2 separate regions of the Homo sapiens genome follow, and region 1 is linked to region 2. The links are chromatin contacts, found by Hi-C in ENCODE. All regions are on one chromosome and are shown on one strand. Each heading gives the region's core, a stretch centred on a gene start or an enhancer-like site at or near the end of the contact. The rest is flanking DNA. Distances are from core to core; before and after follow the strand shown. Region 1 holds the start of BICDL1 (BICD family like cargo adaptor 1). Region 2 holds the start of ZNF664-RFLNA (ZNF664-RFLNA readthrough).

Region 1 (5,330 bases), core at 953-3,452, 4.0 Mb after region 2:
GGTTTCCTTTTTTTCTCCCGGATTTACTTTTACGTCGCTGGACTATAGGCATACTTAAATCTTATTACAGAATATTTCTGAATTTCCATTCTGACTGTTCAACCAGTAGCAGAGATACGGAACCTGACTAGGGTCAATTTCAAACCTCATTCAGGTCTGTACTATTGTCTTGCTGTAACTAAGAATGAAAAGAGCTGGCTGCAACCAAACTAGGTAACAATAATAGTAAACGCACAGGCAGGAAAGGTAAGTCACAGGTGACTCCCTCTCCCCATCCCCCTGCCCCTTTTTTTTGCAATCTAATTTTTAGAAATGCTGGCATTCTGTACTGCATTCAAGGCCCTTTTCTAGTTAAGGGCAAGAAAACAAACAACTCTGAAAGACTGCCTAGAGAACTGGCAGAAATATTACGGATACCTTAACAGGTATTTTATAACAGAAGTTAAAGTAATATGGTTCTCATAGGTTGCATTTGGTCATTCAATTGCAAGCCTGAGACCCAGAACACAGAAAAGTACTGTTTAAATACACATAAATACTGAGGCCCAAATTAAATCCACTACCAGCGGTCACATGTTGAGCCCTGGCTCGCCTGATTTCTGCAATGGAACCACATTTCCTAATCCCTGAGCATTTGAAGGCTATATAAAGCTCCTTTAGGGGCACTTGTTTCCCACAACTCTGAGCTGCCAGGAAGTTAAGACAAGGGCATCTAAAGGCCTTAACGCCCAAACTGGAAGGCTTTAGGCTAACACCCTGATTAGAGATTAACTGCTCTGAAAACCTGCAACATATTTTAAATGCTTCCCGACTTCCTCATTTCTCTGTATGCAGACATCACCTCAGTGCTATATAGTCATACTGTAAGCTCTATTTTAGATGCTGGGTACAGTACGTATATAGAACGGCCCACAGCGGCTGGAGCCACGCATGGACCCATTTGCTGTGAGCGGGGTGGGGAAGTCAAGTGGGTTCAACGAAATCTGATAATCCTCCATCCTCCCTCCCCCATTCATTCCAGATTTTCTGCGAGGTAGGGTGAGCAACGAAGTGGGGGTGAGTGGTTCCCTAACTGCCCAGGGCCGGGCGCGTGCCTGGGCGGCCCCTGCTCCCCACCCATCCCTGGAGGGAGGTCCTCACCTCGAGCTTGTCTGTCAGCTCCTTATGCATCTGCTCGTACTGCCGGCTCATGTCCTGGTTCCTCTCGAGCAGCGCCTTACCCAGCCGGGCCGCCAACACCAGATCCTTCTCCTTCTGTCGGATCACCGACAGCAGCTCGGGGTCCTGGGAGGGCGGCGGCTGCGGTCCGGCCCCCTCGGCCAGAGACCCAGGCTCGGCCTGAGGGTGTTCCCCGGGGTCGGACGGCCGCTCCCCGGCCGCCAGCAGCGCCAGCTCCTCCTCTAACGCCAGTTCTAGCTCCCCGGAGCCCCCGGGGAAGATGAGGGCGGCGGCGGCGGCGGGACTCCGGACTGCGTCCCCGGCCGCGGCGGGCAGCTCCATGCAGCAGGCGCTGTCCGGCTCGGCGGGTGCTGAAGCGCGGCCGACCAAGCCCAGGCAGAAAGCGGACATGGCCCGCGCGCGCGGAGCCCGCAGCGGTGCGGCCCGGCCCGCGCGCGCCAGGCTGCAGGGGGGAGGGGCCCTGCCGCGCCGCCCCGCGTCCCGCGCCTCGCCTCGCGCCGCGGCACGCGCCCCCGGGTCCCCGCGAGCCCTGGGCGCGGCGCGCGCCGGCCCGCCCCTCCCCCGCGCCGGCGGCACGCGCCCCCTCCCCCGCCCCCGGGCTCAGCTGCTCAGGCGCGCGCGGGAGGAGGGGGTGGGGGTAGTGGCGGAGTAGGTGGTGGGAACGGGAAGGCTGGGGAAGGGAGGACTCAGGAACAGAGACTGAGGGTCGGCGAAGCGGGAGGGGAGGAAGCGAGGAGGAACGCCGCCGCCGGGTTCTCAGCCGCCCTGTTGCCGCTGCCGCTGCTGCTGCTGCTGCCGCCGCCGGCCGGGCAGCGCCTCACGGGGCGGGCTGCGCTCCGCTGTCGCCGCGACGCTTCCTGCTGCTGCTGCTGTTGCCGGCGGCCGCTCTCTGCAGCCGCACTCCATGACCCCCGGCTCCGCGGCAGCCCCAGCAGCAGCGGCGGCGACGGCGGCTGCTGCTGCTGCAGGGGCCGAGGCGGCGGCTCCACATCGCGCGCCGCGCAACCCGGCGAGCTCCTTCCTGCCTTCCCCGGCTCCTCCCGGCTCACCGGGCCGGCAGCGCCCCGCCCCGGGCTTCCGGCCGCGTCCCCTCGCCCCGCCCCTTGCCGGCGCCTGACGCGCGCGGGCACCTGTTCGCCCCGCCCGCGCGGGATTCGCCGGCTCGCGGGTCTCCTCAGCGACGCCCAGGTGGCGCCGGCGGCCTTAACCCCTGCTCTGCCTCACGCCCTGCGGGCGGCTGCGCGCGCCGCCTGCGGAGGCGGCTGGCGCATCCCTCACGGTCCTGGCTGCCTCACCGCGCGGCCACGCCCCCAGCCTTGCACCCACTTCGGGGTGCGGTTCCGCCCTCAGCCTCGCTCAGAGCTGGGGTGTGGCCACGCCCTCAGCTCTCGTACCTCGGGGTGTGGCCTCGCACCCGGCCTCGCTCTCACCTCGGACGGAGCGCGGCCCCGCCCACCGCCTGCTGCTCACCTCCAGGCGCGGCCCCGCCCCCAGCTACTTGGAAGCCGGGGCGCGCCTCAGAGTTCTGTTGCCGCATCTCTGGTGGTGTCTGGGGCAAAGGGGACTGAGGACATTCCTCCAAGACTGGTGACCCGGCCCCGAGAAAGACATACCCTCACGAAATTTAGGTCTGGGCCCCCAGGAGAACTAAGCAGTCAGGAGAGGGAGCCCTAGAGAGCAGTAGGAGGAGGGAGGACTTCGGAAACCAGGCATCTTCATGCTGATGACTCAGGGATATGAAGGACCAGATGCTTCGCAGATCAGCAGCCCGGAGAGAAAGGGTTTCTGCGGAGAAATAACGGAAAAAACTGCTCACAGATGGGAATACGAAGCAAAGAACCTCCCTAATAATAACTACCGTTTATTCGGCACTCAGTGTGTGCCATGTCCTGTATTAAGTGCTTGATAGTCATTATTTTAGATAATCCTCACAAGAACTTTATAAAATCAGTACTGCCGCTTGTCATTTTAACAGAGAAGGAAATTAAAGCCTGAGAGATGGCATCGTCTGCCCAGGTCATTACAACTGGTAGAGTCAGGATTGAGATCTAGCCAGGCCGACGCCAGGGATCACGTGAATCATTATTCTTTATTTTCTTCACATAGAAGCAGTCTTGAGGAAGATAAATGGTCCTTTGTGACCAAGATGGATTGGGTGGATATGGAAGGAACATTTCCTCAATGATTAAAGGAAGGTTTGGAGAGCCTACTGGGTGACTTGCAGTCATTCCTTGGTGTTGACCTCGTTGGTGGTGCTACGTGTCTCCTATTTCCAGAAACAATCCCATCTAAAGCTAGAATTCGTCCCTATGCTTCCTTTTCCTCTTGGACAGACAACCCATTTTTTACTTGGATCATGCCTTTCTTCTTTTCATCCCAGTGAGATGGAAATTTCAGAACATCAAGAGGCTGAAATGGGTCAAATAGTTTCTCATGGTTTTTATCGCTTATTAAATTCAGAGCCTAAACAATATTCAAGTTTTAACATCGTTACCCTTAGACTGAAGGCCAGAATCTGAAAAGCTCCTGGGCCTCAGGGCTGGCATTGTTCACTTGTTGACTGGAAAGGAGACAGACAGTTGAGGGATTCCCACATCAATCTTAGAGCTAAATTTCTGCAGTTGACCATGTTACCATTCCAGCAAGGAAATGTTCTAACACTTTTTATTATGACCTCCCACCTTGAGCTGGAATTGTGGGCCAGAGGTGAGATCCAATTGCCACTTCCTTTTGTCTTATTTGAATCACAGAAGGACAAATTTCTCCCTAATATGTCTGGAGACACATCAAGAACAAACAGGGCCAGGCTCTGTGGCTCCTGCCTATAATCTCAGCACTTCGGGAGGCTGAGGCAGGAGGATTGCTTGAGCCCAGGAGTTCAAGACCAGCTTGGACAATGTAGAAAGTAAAGTTTCCTCTTCAAAGCTTCCCTTCTTGTTAAAGAATGAATAATAAGTGTTAGAAATAATGGTTTCTTTTAAAGACTAACTTCCTTCAAGCCACCTTATTTTATGCTAATAACTCTCTGTTAAGCCCTTTCCTATGTAGCTGTTAGATCTAAGGGAATGAGTACATTCTATGTCCATGTACTTTAACCAAGATACCTGTGCTGGACATGCTCACTGGCATGTCCCAGCTTGCAGCCTATGCCCCTTCCCTATTTGGGAATGTTACTACTTTTCTAAGTCTTTTCATAAATAACTTCCTCTTTTCCTTTGTTCTCCATTGCTTTTACCTATTTAGAAAAGTTTTAAGTTGTTAGCCTATCAGGTTCAGTTTAAATTGTAAGGTCTGGCTCCAGCCAATGGAGACAAGGCACAGTAGCAGGGACAAACTGCGTAAGGGATAAAAATTGCTTCTTTCCTTTATTCAGGTGTGCTCTTGCCATTGTTCCAGCTGCAAGGAGCACCCTTTCTGCAGAAACTAAAATTGCATTGCTGAGAAAACTTTCTCTCTAAATGCTGATTTTTCCTCGTGGTACCGAGGAACAAGCATTCTGTTTCTAAATAAACATTTTACTTATAACAGGCAACATGGCAAGATCCTGTCTCTCCACCAGTTGGGTGGCTCATGCCTATGACCCCAGCATTTTGGGAGGCCAAAGTGGGAGGGTCTTATAAGCCCAGGAGTTTGAGACTAGCCTGGACAACATGGCCAAAACCCCGTCTCTACAAAAAATACAAAAAAATTAGCCAGGCATGGTGGTGTGTGCCTATAGCCCCAGCTACTCAGGAGGCTGAGATGGGAGGGTGAGTTGAGCCTGGAAGATCAAGGCTGCAGTGAGCCCTGATCATACTATTGCACTCCAGTCTGGGTGACAGAGCAAGAACTTGTCAAAAAAAAAAAAAAAAAAAAGAGTTTCAGCTCTTTTTCCTTAATGCAGACATGCAGCCTATCTTTCAAAAAATGACTTTGTTTGCCTGCCTTGAGCCCAATGGTCCTAATCTGTTCCACTTATCTGTTACTGTGAAAATGAACTGTTACAATTCTAACTCCAGCTTCTGAATTTCCTTCCTAACAATGTTCCACTGCTGAACCTTACTAGGAAATGTTCACTTCTTACAGTAGGTTTGGCTCTAAGCACTGTCTTTCTGGGAGAACCAGCCCAACTTTGCAGAACTATTCAAAATAGTGGTTCTTAAACATTTTGG
Region 2 (5,150 bases), core at 1,816-4,315:
CTTTCCTAGGCCCCTTCTCTCCACTCTAAAATTTGGTCTCCCCTTTTTTATACTCCCTCATAGCAGGTGCTTCTTAACTTTCACAGCAGATACCAGTTTGTGATCATACGTGTAGTTGTGATTGTGTTTAAATTCCAATCCCCCTCACAAATCATAAGCTTCAAGAGAACAAAATAAGTTGATTTTGCTGGCCACACTACAGGCACTCATATATATCTGAAAGAAAGAAAAATACATAAAAAGCCCCTAATCGTATCTCATACATCTTAAAATGTTACCCATCACATCATTCAATCATTATTCAAATGATTAAAATATTAAATCTCAATATTAAAACTCTGATGCAGCCTGCAAATTTAGTAACAATCCCTTTTCCCTGAAGGACATAAAAGCTAATCTGAATCTGCTGCTGCCACAGAAAAATACATGTACAACTTACAACTCTAAGGAAATAAGCTTAAATATTATAGTGCGAGTATTGTCTAGTGTTCAGTTTGCTAATATGTTTATTCACAGTCAACTAATTTATATGCCTTATTTTTTAAGGTATGTAAAACCACTAGGGGCTGGGCACAGTGGCTCACACCTGTAATCCCAACACTTTGGGAGGACTGCTTTAGGCCAGGAGTTTGAGACCAGTTGGGGCAAGATAGTAAGAGCCTGTCATTACAAAAATAAAATAAATCAGCCAGGTGTGGTGGCACATGGTTGTAGTCATTCCTAACTACTGGGGAGGCTGAGGCACAAGGATCACTTGAGCCCAGGAGTCCCAGGCTGCAGTGAACTAGAATCATGCCACTACACTCCAGCCACGGCAACAGAAAGAGACCCTATCTCTCTCTCTTTTTTTTTTTTTTTAATGAAGAGGAAGAAAAGAAAGCCCTAGGAAAAAATGCTTTGCAAAATATTGTTAAGAAGACTAATGTATTGTCAGTACTTGATAAAAATTAATTTAAAAAGTCACAAATTAAAAAGCATTCAAAGTTGACTATCTGTAGTGCTCTGTGATATGATACACACACATCTGGTCAAAAAATATAAATGATATTGCAAATAATTTTTGGATCACAAAGGCTAATAAAACCAACCTTTATATATACTACTTTACATTCCACAACACATACGCACTGTATCACTGAACTCTATGGAGCAGACAGAGCAGGCCATTTACAGAAAAGAAAACCGAGGTTTGGTGTGATTCAATGTCCTCCCCAAGGTCACACAACTTCTAACTGCTAGAGTCAGAACTACCATAGGGGAGGGGTGGCTGCTTCCACATATCAATTTCTTAACCAAAAGAGAACTTCATCATAAATGCCGAATCTCGATAATTAGCGTAGATCTGTGCTCCTATCACCGAAATTTCATCTCATCAGAGAACCACCACCAGCAAAAAAGCTGTTTTAAAGTTAAAACTTAAACTGCTATCAATTTGGGAAATGGCTAAACCATGATATACTGAAACTATGGAACATGGTGCAGCAGTTGTTAAAAAATGACTTGAAGCATTACATGCTAACATTGAAAGTTACGGTGCAACAGTCCTTGTTAAAGCAGTCAAAAATGATGTTAAGTGCACACACGTAAAAGTACTCCAAAAGATCTAGAAGGATAAACACCACACACATAATAGTCGGCATCCCTGAAGACAGAGGTTGATAGTCAAAGACAAAATGCCATCTCTGTGATATGCTGTTTTTACAAAGAAAATGTACTACTCTGCTAATTTAGAATTAATTTTTAAATTTTTAATTAACCTGCGGGTTGAACAAGGTCAATTTCCTGCTCTAAAAAACTATGCGTCTATGAAGGAAATAGGAGCCCTCTCTAAATAAGAAGCCAAAATGCCTAAAAACCGTTCCAGCCTGTGAAAACAATAAACTGTAAATATCAGAAAACGTTCCTTGAAGAAGGCAATAGCTCAGAAATCTTTTTTCGGTATCTGGTCTCCTTTGTTGCAATAAGACAGCCCGTAAGCAATCTAGCAACCAGAACAGTTCAGTTCGGAGCAGGCTCCCGGGGAGATTTAGTTGTTAGAGTTCGGCAAGAAAGGTTTCACAAAGGAGCTGAGTTCTGGGGGAAATGAGAGGTGATGTGGCGGAGAGATGGATCCGGACGGGAAAATGTCTGGGAGGGGGTATACGGAGTTCATGAGAAGCCGGGGACAGTGAGAAAACTGCAGTCGAGTCCTGGAAGGGGTGAGAACGCCTGCGGAGGCGGGAGTCAGAGGGAAGTGGACAGCGCCGGCAGCCGGTTTACCTGGGTGAGAATCCGGCCCTTGTTGTGGTCAAACAATGGAGGCGTCCGGCGGCAGCAGCCTTCTGCGCTGGGTGCGCGAGGGGTTCCTCATCACCTGAGCGGGATGCTCGCCTCCTCTGCCGGACGCAGGGCGCCCTGAAAAACACACAGCACCCCATGCAGCCGGCTCCTCCGCAGCCGCCCGGCTCCCCGGTCCCCTGGCGCGGCCATGACCGCCTCTCCCGGGACCCGCCTGGAAGGGCTCCAAGACGCGGCTCCACGGGCGACGAGGGCGGCAGCGCTCCCCCTTCCCTCGGCTCCAACAACAATGGAGCCTGGCTCGGGAGTCCGGCTCCCGAGGGGCCTCGCCCGGCCTCGCCCTGCCCGCTGCCCAGCCCTCGCTCGCACCGGCCGCCATCTGCGCCCCCCGGCCCCGCTCCCCCGCACTGCGGGCCCGCGGCCGACCGCCCGAGGCCCGAGGGGCGGCTTCTCAGCCCGGGACCCGCCAGGCTGCGCGGAGCCGCTCTGACCTTCCCCGCCATCCCGAGGCCCATCCTCCGGGATGGGTTGTTTTTCTTTTCTTTAAGCCACTCCACCTCCTTCCCACCCCCAGCCCGCTCCCTGGCCCCCGGCCCCCGCCTCCCTCCGGGAAAGAAAGAAAGACTGCAGCCCGGCCGCCGAGAACTCACTCCAAGTGAGGGGAGTCAGCGCCCCAGGCCGCGGGCGCCGCGCACCCACCTCCCTCTCCTCAGGGACACCTCACAGGTGCGCCTCCGAGCCGCGCGCGCGCGCGCTCCGCACACCCAGACGCCTCCGGGGGACAGCGCGCGTGCGCACGCACGAGGCCGGGGAAGCCCCGGGGGAGCGGGGGCCGCACGCATGCGCGGCCACCCGGCCCGCGCCCCCACCGCCCGCCTCCGCCCCCGCCCCCCAGCCCCGGCCCGGTCGGGCCCGGCCATCCCCCACCCCAGCGCCCGGCGCGCGCGCTCCCGCTCGCCTCCCTCGCTCCTCCCCGCGCCCCCCCCTCCCTCGGGCCGCGTTACCCAGGGCAACCGCAGTGCGGCCGCACCTGAGCTGTGCGCCTGCGTCCCGCGGGCCCGACCCTCCCTTCCCCTCGGCCTTCGCCCCTGCCCCGCCACAGCCGGGCGGAAGGGGGCGTAGCCCCGCCTCGCCAAGTGAATATCGGCCCGCCGCCCCCGCCCAGCCCGGCAGACACAGGCCCGCCGCCGCGCCGGCGCCTAGCCCGCCGGGTCAGCGCGGCCAGGCCTCGCCGCCGGCCCCGCTCCCAGGGTGCACCGCGGCTAGCGCTGGGGTGGGAGCGGGCGAGATGCGCCGGGCGGGCGGTGCCCACTGACCTCCCTCGGCGGCCCGGCCCGGGCAGCGCCCGAGCCCAGGCAGCCCCGCCCGCCGCGCCCCGCCCAGCCCATGGGCCACGGGCCCCCACCGCCGCCCGCCGGGAGGACCGAGCCTAAGAGGGCAGCCGCCTGAAGGAACGCGACGGCGGCGCCCGCAGGTGAGGCGGGGCCCGGGGTGTGTCGAGTCCGGCCCCGCTCACCTGGCAGCGCCGGCGGGGGCGGAGGGGCCGGGCAGGGGCGGAGGGGCCGGGCAGGGACGGGAGTTCGTGGCGAAGACTTTAAAAACCCTCCCCGCCGGGAGACGGGGGACGGGGTCCTCCTGCCCCACCTCCGGGGCTTGGGAGCCACGTTAGCTCCCCCAGGGGCAGGGGTGGCCCCGGGCGAAGGCAACTCGGGAGACGGCGGAGTCGGGGAAAGAGGGTCCCTGAGGCTCGGCGACCCCCGCGCCCGCCCCCGCGGGGTCTGCCGGCCCTTTCTGGGGAGGGGGCTCCCCGGCCCGGGCTCCAGTCCAGGGTGCGGACCGGCCGCGGCGCGCGCCCACCCCAGTGCCAAGGGGGAGGAGAGGCCGGTCCCGGGGCGCTCCTGTCTGCCCCGGGGTGGGATCGCAGGGCGAGGGATCCGCATTGCAGGTGCACCAGGAGCGCCCCGGGGCCTAGCCCGGCTTTGTCTGGGATGCTGTGGGGAGGAGGCCGTCTGAATCCACATCGCCTTTTTAAATGCTTGTTACCACCCGGGGAACCTTAGAGACCCTCCCTGACAAGTTGTATCGCCTCCCGTCCTGGTAGCCTTTCCGTAAGTACACTACCTTGCCAGCCCCTTCCTGAAGCTTTGATGCGGCTTTAGTTTACTCTGAGTAACGATTTGCCTGTGATTCGTGAAACGGAGCAGAATGCACAAACGCAGCAGAGCTCCAGGCTTGGCTACTGGGCTGCCGTCTGCTACGGCGAGTGAGTTTCTCTAACTTAGGTTTTCATGCTGACCTGTATTGTTTCATTTCAAGTTTTGGTATTTAGCAGTACGATCTAGTCCACTAAGGAAAATTAGGCTGCCAGAGAGAAAATATAACCGCGCTCTGTAGCTTAGGTTGCAGTAGTCGGTTTTATAACAAAATGCAAGCTACCACGCTGTAATACTTTAACATATTACGCAGTTCCAGAAACCTGTAAGAGTATTAAAACTAGGATTGCCATTTTAAAACTTTTACGTTTGAAATTTATTTAAAGAGCATTGGTATTGATAAAACGACTTTTCTTTTTTTTTTTTTTTGCTCATCAAGAATTCCCATGCATTTTCTCGCTATTGCATTGTAAGGAAAAAGATGCTAACGTTTAAAGTGGCTTTTACCTCCAAAGATGTTTTGAAATGTATGTAATTCTTTTGGCTAACTGTTCATCTTATGTGAAATATGCTTGGAAGAAGGCTTTAAAACTCGTGATTATATATACGGGTATGCGTACATATCCATACACACCACTGAAAAATCTTAAAATAGTTTTGTTACTCCTCTGCGTATTATAATTACTCAGTAAATTTAGTTTAGGTACATTTAAGATCTAA

The links. Hi-C counts contacts between places; a loop is a spot of excess contacts on that map. Pooled maps may share reads with other maps.
Region 1: a loop to region 2 is called in a map of CD8-positive, alpha-beta T cell, with 22 times the contacts of the local background. The contact joins the promoter of BICDL1 here to the promoter of ZNF664-RFLNA in region 2. A Hi-C loop is called at or near these places in 2 of 168 maps with a recorded cell type or tissue (B cell and CD8-positive, alpha-beta T cell) and 9 of 50 pooled maps.

Annotation. Positions count from the first base shown.
Region 1 is chr12:119,986,108-119,991,437 of GRCh38, reverse strand. It overlaps BICDL1 (BICD family like cargo adaptor 1), which reads right to left and starts at 2,202. Exons shown (of 10, transcript NM_001367886.1): 1 at 1,141-2,202. The coding sequence starts at 1,569. RefSeq lists silencers at 1,225-1,434, 1,445-1,514, 1,565-1,654, 1,935-2,574, 2,595-2,654 and 1 more and enhancers at 586-1,557, 1,558-2,531.
Region 2 is chr12:123,971,130-123,976,279 of GRCh38, reverse strand. ZNF664-RFLNA (ZNF664-RFLNA readthrough) reads right to left here and starts at 3,065. Exons shown (of 5, transcript NM_001347902.2): 1 at 2,977-3,065; 2 at 2,260-2,394. CCDC92 (coiled-coil domain containing 92) reads left to right here and starts at 3,449. Exons shown (of 5, transcript NM_025140.3): 1 at 3,449-3,751. It overlaps ZNF664 (zinc finger protein 664), which reads right to left and starts at 3,065. Exons shown (of 5, transcript NM_152437.3): 1 at 2,928-3,065; 2 at 2,260-2,394. RefSeq lists silencers at 2,497-2,726, 2,837-2,916, 2,987-3,856, 3,887-4,006 and enhancers at 3,227-3,964, 3,965-4,702.